Linked DNA regions of Homo sapiens: region 2 is linked to region 1. The links are chromatin loops, found by intact Hi-C in ENCODE. Cell type or tissue: B cell. All regions are shown on one strand.

Region 1 (5,000 bases):
TAGTCTCTGTTCCCTATTTTCCACACAATAGCCGGTGATTTGCTTAAAACATAAATTAATTATCTGTCCAAAAGTTTCAAATAACTTCACATAACATTTAAAATAAATTTCAAGTTTCTTTTCATGGGCTAAAAGACATTACATGTTTTGGCTCCTGACTTCCTCTAAAACTTTATTTTCTGTGACTCTCCTTTGCTCCCTGTACTCTAGCCACACCAACATTCTTGCTGTTCCTCAATCATCTTCCTGTGCTGGGGTGTTTCTACTGCTGTGTCCTCTATCTGAATTGCCCTTTGTTTGGATTACTTCTCGACATCATTTCAAGGTTTCTGATTAAATGTCATCTCCTCAGAGAGGCCTTTCCTAAAATCTATACCTATATTGCTTTCCGCTCCCCAACTTGAATGTAAATTCCATATAGTAAGACAGTATTATATGGCAAAAGCCTAGAACAACACATGACACATAGTATGTGCTCAATTAACATTCATTGATTGAAGGTATAAAACATTAATCACTGTAGATTTACTGACATTACATTAAGTAGGTAACAGAGGGTGATTTTGTCACTCAGGGAACATGTGGCAGTGTCTGGAAACATTTTGGGTTATCACAACTGAGGAATGGGGATGCCACTGCATGCAGTAAGTAGAAGCCAGTGATGCTGCAAAATACCCTACCATGTGCAGGACAGCCCTTACGACAGACATTTATCTGGCCCAAAGTCTCAAGAGTCTGCTGAGGATGAGAAATCCTCCTATATCCAATGGTGATGATAATATCTGTCTTACCTTGTTTATCAGTTATTGTTTGGATTTAACTCAATAACAAGCATAGAATATTTTTAAACTACATAGTTTATAATGGTTAACAGAGACTATTTTAAAGTAGAAAATATTACCTCAGAAAATTATCACTGTCATGCTCTAAAATATAAAAGGATTTCAATACCTTATTCATAGTACTTACATATCATTAAATGCTCTAAATAAATAGGCTTAACTCTTTGAAGACGTAATAGCAACGATTCTGAGAAAAGCAGTGAAGGATTAGAGTCCTAGAATAGCACTTTTCAGAGCTACCAGCATTAGACCACTTGGGGTGTTTATTAAAAATGTCTAAGCTTCACTCCTGACTTACTAAATCAGTATCTGGAGTTGGCCCTGGAATATATATTTCAACAAGCATCTCTGATGACTCTTATGCCTGTTAAGGTTTAGGAATCACCACTGTGGAGCTAATTATTTCCTGGTTTGAATTTGTAAAATATAGGCTCCAGCAACCTGACCAGGGATGTAAATACATTGTGAGGACTAGTATGTCTCAAGAAATTAACACCTGAAATTAGAGACATTGATATTACCGATTGAGGTTGCCATAAAGAAATAGTCTCTCTGGGATGTGGAGAGCAAAAAAATCTGGCTAATACATTTGCATGTATTTAAAAAAAGTCATCCAAATGTTTCTTCCTAAAAAACGGGTATGTACGGCCGGGCACAGTGGCTCATGCCTGTAATCCCAGCACTTTGGGAGGTCAAGATGGGCAGATCACGAGGTCAGGAGATGGAGACTATCCTGGCCAACAGGGTGAAGCCCCGTCTCTACTAAAAATACAAAAATTAGCTGGGTGTGGTGGCGCATGCCTGTAATCCCAGCTACTCTGGAGGCTGAGGCAGGAGAATCGCTTGAACCTGGGAGGCAGAGGTTGCAGTGAGCTGAGATAGCACCACTGCACTCCAGGCTGGCGAGAGAGCTAGACACTGTCTCAAAAAAAAAAAAAAGAAAAGAAAAAAAAAAAAACCCAGTAGAATGTAGACTGCCTAGAACCTTAGGTGTATTTTGTTCACTTACAGCCATTCTCCGGTCTGTCTCTTATGTATATTTAACTGTGTAGAAAATGATTATTTTATAGCAAAATAAAAAAACACCAATATATGGGATTTGGATTGAGATGGTAAGAAAAGGGCTTGAAGGTTCACATTTAGGACACAAGCAGTCAGGATTGACAATGCAATCATGTTGGCAGTGACGCATACTTGGTGAAATGATGGATATTTATACTTTATACCATGAAATGTGAATCCATATGTAGGCAGAAGGAAACAGTGCCAACTCGGGTTAAAAAGGTGATTATACTCAGACTACACATTAGGAGAAATGAGTCTTGATTCGCCAGGTAGACCTGTTCTGCATAATGCACCAGAGAAAGTGGTTTCTTTGTAGACCAGAACTCAGCACTATGAGATGGTGGGATAGTGACAAAATTCTGAAGTAGTTTCAGATATTTATGCTCCTCGATGTTCCTATCACACACGCTTTTCCTACCACACACTTTCTTCAACCCAAAACATAAAATTAGATTTTTGAACTAAACTGCTTTTAAATTTATTGTCAGTTACTATAACCATTTTCATGTACCTTATTTTTTTTGTTGTGTTCTATTAAAAAACCAAGTTAACTTCTAATTACCAATCCTTGAACTAGAACTACAGGTTGGCAGAAATTTCATTTTTCTATGTATTAAAACTTAATATCCTAACAAATTTGGGGTTTTTAGCTTTATTTCTGCATTATGCTTTTATATGGACTCTAAAATTTAATATATGACATAAAATTTAATATATGACATTGAGCTGGTAATGCAAGATTGTATGTTAAAAGTTTTCTCAAATTCTACCGTTAACAGCTGTCAATGCCAGAAATTAGTCATACTTTCACAAGACTTGAACAATTCCAATAATGCTTTAATCTGTTAACTCTTAGTTACAGAGAGAAAAGAAAGCTTTTAATAAAATATTAGAATATCTTAAACATCATAAGCTAAAATATTCATCCAGCATCAACCAACCTATTCTCAGGGTGACAATGCAGTGCCACCTATTGGCTAAAACAGCACAACTGGCTTTTTAAAAATATGTCAAAAGTGGGAAGAATAGTGTAATGAACTCCTTCCTATCCAGCTTCAATAATGATCAATTCATGGGTAATTCTGTTTCACATACACTCCCATCCATTCAATCTGTTCCTACCTCCCAATTCTGAAACAAAACCCAAATATCACACATGATTTAAGGAAATAAAATCTCTTGATAGCCATCAATGTTTCTTTAGGTCATGTCTATAAATGCAGATGTCAATGTATATGTACATTCCTAAGTATTAAAAGTACAAGAATGAAAAACTACTGTAGCTTAACCATATCTGTAAAATTTAGTAGCTTTCTCTAAGAGACAGCTAGAGAAAGGATCCCCCCTGGGTATCAAGAGATCTGTGTCTTAACAATAGTCCAACTATTCACTGATCAAAAAACGTAGCTTCCCAGTTTTTTCATCTATAAAGTAAGATGAAGATATTAGAATAATCTATAAGGTATTTTGCAATTCAAAAGTTTTATATATTGGTTCCACATTATAAGTAAGCTTAAGCACATGGGAAGGGCCACCCTTAAGCGATGTTTCTTTAAGCTGATTTTGAAAACCTTATAAATATATTAAAAATACAAAACCAACATCTGAACATAGCAATTTCTATGTACATCATCTGCAATTTCATCCATACTATACGCAATATGAAATTTGCTTTTGAAGTCTTTTTGTAAACTTAGAGTACAGTACAGTATGTATACAATCCAATTTCTAACTGTAATTATTTATCTTGGCATTTAAAAAAAATAATAAAATATAGATAAATCCTGTCTTTAGAATCCTCATGTGCCATGTGTCCTTCCTAAAAAGAACTTTTGGAATACTTTCATAACTAAATCCCCTTAGGTGAAGTCTAGAATGTTCTAGAGTAAATACAGTTTTTTAGGAACTAAAGAGAGGAACAAATTGTAGACTCTAACTATAGTAACATGTTCTAGAACAGTCTACCAGGTTCAAACAAATCACAATCCATGTTAAAAAAAAAATCAAAACATTATTTTAAAAGTACCAAGAGAATTAAAAGATTATATCCTCAGGAACAGGGTTTGTAATATGATTATTTTAGTATAAAAGGAAGAACCATTATGTTGGAACCTGTGAAATGCATAAAATAAATCGATTTTCAATTATGAGATTTCATTTTCAAGTTTTTTACAAGTACTAATTAGAAAAATTGCAAGGAATATATATGTAGTGCCTTTAGACAATTCCAAATCTTGTAATATCTCTTATTATTCCTTCAGCTAGATTACAACTGCTTTAGGGTATAGTAGTAGATTTTCTGCCAATACCAGTAATTGCTATACCTGATTTACAGAACATTACAAAGAAAGCAATATGAGGAAACTAAGCAAAATGGAATACATTTAGAAGAAAAATAAGAATCAGATATTGTTAAATTCTAGTAAAGATGAGATTTACTCATTCATTCAAATTTATTCCCAAGCAAACCATATTACTTATTCTTTAATCTTGTTTAGTTAAAAATGGACATTTCCTAATACTATCCAACATAATTAGAGGAAAGAAGAAACGTTGCAGAAATTAATGTTCCGACGGTACTTAATGCTCATCTGGGTCCAGAGTTTAACATTTTGACCACCTTTTTTAAGACAACCTAAGGAGAAGGGAATTAATGGATTCAAATTTTATTTTTCCAATTTTGTATTTAATCTATTTTAAATTACCAAAGTAATATGACCTTAGGGAGAGGGGGGTGAGCTACCCCGTCCACAAACTGGATGATCTCTTTCTCAGTAATGAAGAATTAACTGTAACAGAGCAGGAGATTAACGAACACCAGCTTCTTTCACATAACAAGTTGTTAAATTTTAAATTATCTTTAACAATTATTATCTATAATCTGCTTAAGAATCTATTTATTTCCCAATTTTATACCTGTGATTTGTCTGATTACCCCTTTCACAAATACAAAAGGGACCCCTAAATGCTCAGAGAATGGAAAAATATTCTGCACCCTCTGGACTTACTCTCCATCAGTTGTGTTTAATGCAGCAATTCTGCTATCACTCTCAGGCATTTAATTGTACTATATACTCCCAATAAAGTGGGGGT
Region 2 (5,000 bases), 170 kb before region 1:
AGTGTGCCAGACAGGACAGCCTCCCACAACCAGGAATTACTTAGCACCAAATGCCAATAGTGCCAAGGTTGAGAAACACTGAATTAGAAGAAAATTTCCTAGAGGAAAAAGGCACTGTCTTGTGGTCTAGCATATCCCCAGCACTTATGATAGGAACTGGTACATAGTAAGTGGTCAATAAGTATTAACTGAAAGGTTGATCATCATGGATAAGCTCTCATTTTTCCAGCTTGAAATAAGAACCAGTTTCTCTTGGACTCATATGCGCTTCCAGCTATATGAATGTCTCTTCAATTTGGATGGAGTAATAATATTAAACATATGAAAAAACCTCTTTCCTGTGTATCTAGGCCAGGAGACCTCCCTCCACATAATTTCTCCCTAAAAATTCCTTCCACTTAATCTGTACAGATTTAAACATGGAATTAAGACAATCAGAATTGTTGTGACAAACATCTCACTTATTTGAGTTGGGGGTTTGCAAAGAGAGTTCTGCCCACTCTTCACATCAAATAATTGTAGCAGAAGGAATGCATGTCAAGCACATTGACGACCCATCAGAAATGTGCCTGCAGCCTGGGTAATGAGCTCTAATGAGCCTGCAAACTCATCAACCCCCAAAGCCCTCTGACCACAGATCCTGCAGCTATGGGCCAAGGTCATATTTTTTGATTGGCATCAGACTACTCTTCTAAGAACATTATCTCTATTTTGGGCTGACAGACTTTTTTACTGATGTAAGCAGCAATCTAGCACAATTCAGCAGCATCATGCCTCTTCAACTTTTAAGAAAATTGCAATTAACATTTCAAAATGTCAAAGCAACATGTCTAAAAGTAGTGACCTAGAAGGAAGGAAGAATCCAAAAATAGAATACATTCATTCTCAAAACTACCCACAGGTGTTCTCTCATTTATACAATCAACAGTATAATGAAAAAAATGCATATATTTGTTTTTATGTTACTTACAGGGAAAAACAACATGGTAGTTTGGATGAAAGCTTTTTGGACCAAAGACCAAAAGATTTGACCATGAAGACTGACAAACTGCCCCAGGGAATGGTTAATCCATATAACAACTAATCAGCTGAGGCTGGAACATCATCCAATGCCCCTTTGGGTTACCTGGTTTTCTTGTTGGTCCCACTGACATATCTGCAGAACTTGACTCAATTCTTGCCACTGTTGCTTCAAGTACTTGTCTAGTTGTCTTCTCCTGTCTTGTAGAAGTTCAAGAAGGCGGTCAACCTTCAGACAGCTGCTATGAGCTCCCTGAGTCAACTCAGGATTCACATTAGGTCCTTCACACTTGAATTTTTCTATGAAGTCAGTGAGTTGTTGACTTTTGTTTAAAAGGGCTAAAGACCGTTCCAAGAGTTCTAGAAGAAAATTAGAAAGAAAAAAGAATAATGATATTAGCAAGCTTTTATACAGCAATATTCAGACTCTTCATAATTTAAAATATATGTAATTTTTATGTTAATAAAAAACAAGTTGTGCTGCAAGGAATTAAAATATGTAAACAGAAACTGCCTACAGTACTTCAGAGAAAAAACTGGTCAAACACCTTAGCCGAACAATTGTGATAGTGCTAACTGCCAACTGATGGGATGCTTTGTTCAGCAATTGTGTGATTCAGGACAGGGAGTAGAATGAGCGTGGGATTTTGACATTGCTGCAGTTTTCAGCGGTATGATGCTGGGTGAGTGTTCTACATTCTGAGGTGATTGGACTGAAGCTGAGATTTAAAGGCTAGTGCCTGGTATGACCAAACAAAAACTCAATAAATGTGGTGGCCAGGTGCCCAGATATCAGGGACTATGACAAAGTGGAAAATGCTTGCTAAAAGGGTCAGCTGTCACTCAGTTCTGGCGAACAGTTGACATGAGGAATATGGGTTCAGTGTTGATGGAACTTCCAATTATTAAAAGAGTTTCAAATGCAAATTTTATATGAAAGTTCTGACTTCTAAATCTTTCATAATTCATATTTTTAATTAAAAAAATCACAGGATAATGAAGCATAGATATCTGCCAAATGGACTACCAGTATGTGATCTCTGGAGTAAATAGCATTGTAAGTTTAGGTAACATCTTGTAGAATTGGGATGTTAAGCCTAAAAATTGAAGAACTACCAAGGGAGAAAGTGTAGAAGGAGAAAGAGTTGAGAATAGCACATTGAGGAGCATCTACACTTGGGGATCAATTGAAGGAGCAGTTGGGGAACTGTCCACTCTCCATCAGGCAGAAAGAAGGAGCTGTCCATGACATCCCTCTCCTTCATCCCGCCATCATCAAGACCTGTTGATTTTACATGCTATCTCTGGCATCTGTCTACTTCTCTCTGTCCTCACCATGGAAAGCATCATTTGTTGCCTGGATGTGCAGTCTTCTCTTAATTGTATCCTCTCTCCAATCCATCTATCAATGCACCAGACTTTAGCCACAGCGATCTTTTCTAAACATAGCATCTCTTTCCCTCCCCTTCTTTCTTTCTTTCTTTTCTTTCTTTTCCTTCTTTCCTTCTTTCTTTCCTTTCCTTCTTTCTTTCTTTCCTCTGTCTCTCTCACACACACACGCATGCACACACACTCACACTTACAACAATGGCACCCCAATGCCTTAAAATTAAAGACAGACCCCTTAATGTAGATTACTATGTCTGACATGGTCTAGTCTCTTCCTTCCTTTTCAAATTGTCTCAGTCTCTCCACTTTTCATTCTTATCTTCTTTAAATTCCTCACACATGCTATACTCTCTCCTGACCCTGAACTTTTCACTATGTCCACTCACATCCTCAACACCCTCCTTCGTTATCTTTACCGTACTCATATTTCATGTCAACTGTCACTTCCTCAAAGTACAAATCAGATGGGATCAAATACTCTCACACTTAATGTCTGTCTTTGCCACTAGGCTCCACTGCAACATGAGGATAGAGACCATGACTGCACCCAGCACTTAGCACAGTGACTGGCACAGGAAATTTGCAATCATTTTTGTAGAATGCTTGAGTGAGAAGAAATGTTTTGAAAGAGGGGTTGGAAATTGGGGGAGCTACAAATGTTAGAGATCAGAAGTTCCCCAGAGATGTAAAAAAGAGAAGTTGAGAAGAAGATTTTGGGTTTTGTGATGGAAACAGAAGCCAAGTTACCAGGTTGAGGAGTGAGAAGGCAATGAGAAGTGAGAAGAAAGTGAGCTGAGAAGTGGGAAGGCAACACTCAGGACAATCTTTGAGACATTTGTTATTAGAAGAAAAGAAAATGCTAGGACAGTATCTCGAAAGAATAACAGCGTCAAATATACTGTTTTTTTTTGTTTTTTTCAGGTTGGGGGAACTATGGAGAACACTCAGAGACTAAGCATCTTACCAAGCCAGATACTAATAAAAATGGACTGAACTGGTGCTGAAACTCAAGACTTGTGATTAGTATAGCTCAGTGTTCTTTCCACTATAGGGATGCACTCAACTACAGCATTATAACTTTTGGCAGTTTATTACACCGCAATGATGTAGGCTGAGGTAGTTGGGCCAGTTTTCTCTTTCAATTGACACTTTTTTTTTTTTTGGAAAGCTGGAGGAGAGAATGAGATAATATATTGTAAAAAGGCATTTTGAGATGAAAAGGAAATAATTTGAAGTAGTTTATTCCACATGACCTAGATCAGTCCTGTAAAATATTAGCTAGTAGTATCTGCTCAGAATGACGAGAGTGTGATTATGTTCCCTGGGCAATTTGATTGTGAGTTAACAACGTAAAGAAACGAATGACAAAAACAACCACAGAATTCAACCAGGTGAGAAGAATGGGAGAATGTAAATAGCGTAAGAAAAGTCAGGGAGAACATTATAATTCAAGTCAATTTCTTTGGAAAAAAGAAATGGAAGCAAACATGAACAAGATGGGGCTGGGGGTAGGGTTCAGGAAAAGATCTGTCTGTTCAGAACAAGTTCTTATGGGGAGGTCCAAGACACACCTGGTGAAATGAGGTAAAAGCAGCTTATAGCAGGCCTTGCCTATCAGACTGAATAGTTTAATTTGTATAGCCTTAATGAAGTAAGAAGTATGATGGAGTCTCCTTTTATATATAGAGGGAAATAGTATTTTTCCTTTGCATTGAAGAGCTTGTTATGATATTGTGAACAGCTACACGCAAACACACACACACACATACAGCCCACACACGAGAAGTTTGGGAAGGCAACAGGGTCTCCACAGGGTTTCCTTCCTCTAACTAACTCTTACACATTAGACTTTGCAAATGAGAGGGAGGCACAACTTTAGGCCCTCAGGGTATTGCAGACTAATGGTCAACCTGTTATGGTTCCCATGAGAATATGAACAATTAGCCAAAATTAAAATTCAAATTTTTTTTCTGGTTTTCTGTTTCACCCTCTGCCAAAATAACATAACAACTACCACAGTATTGCCAGGCACACAGCCTCCTGAGCCAGCATTAACTTGTAAAATGTATCCAGGCTGAGTCAGTCTGTTACCTGCTACCACGATGGCTGTTGAGGTGGATGGATTCTCCCCTCAGTTTCCTCTGCCAGTTCCCTTGGTCTTTCAGTTTCTTACGTTTTTCTTTTTCACAGTTTACATTTTCCTAGCTATTTATTCCATCAGTTGATCTTACAAAGTGATGTGTTTTTCCCCAAGAGTAAACTGTCTAGATATACTGTGACCTTCAAGAACATCTTTACAGTCAATTTATTTTAAAGACTGTATATCAGCACATACGAAATCCTACTTACTGACACAATACCTTGTGATATGAACTTAGAAGATAGTCGATAAATTTTCATTAATTGTTTTGATTAATTTTCAATCTATCTAAAAAATTATCATTAAAGTTCATAAAATACATCATATTTTATATTAATACCTCTATAGTTTGCCACAATTATTAAGTATAAATAACCAATTTAAGATGGTATAATAGGTATACACAATGTGGATAGGTTTACAGCTTGTTAAATAAACTTTCCAAATGAGT

What was found. Hi-C counts contacts between places; a loop is a spot of excess contacts. Peaks named below come from ENCODE experiments on the same cell type or tissue, not always from the same donor. Only the 100,000 strongest peaks of a DNase experiment are listed, where the experiment ranks them.
Region 2: a loop joins it to region 1, with 2.8 times the contacts of the local background. A loop is called at or near these places in 16 of 110 quality-filtered maps.

Annotation. Positions count from the first base shown.
Region 1 is chr2:179,126,961-179,131,960 of GRCh38, forward strand. All of the region lies in intron 10 of SESTD1 (SEC14 and spectrin domain containing 1), which reads right to left. Among named protein-coding and RNA genes, the nearest start is that of CCDC141, 79 kb to the left of the region's middle. In B cell, CTCF peaks have their summits at 2,848 (motif pointing left) and 3,064; a DNase peak (open chromatin) is centred at 2,881.
Region 2 is chr2:178,960,104-178,965,103 of GRCh38, forward strand. It overlaps CCDC141 (coiled-coil domain containing 141), which reads right to left. Exons shown (of 24, transcript NM_173648.4): 5 at 1,127-1,380. Among named protein-coding and RNA genes, the nearest start is that of CCDC141, 88 kb to the right of the region's middle. In B cell, no CTCF peak of the experiment used is centred here; a DNase peak (open chromatin) is centred at 3,078; H3K27ac peaks cover 1,227 bases.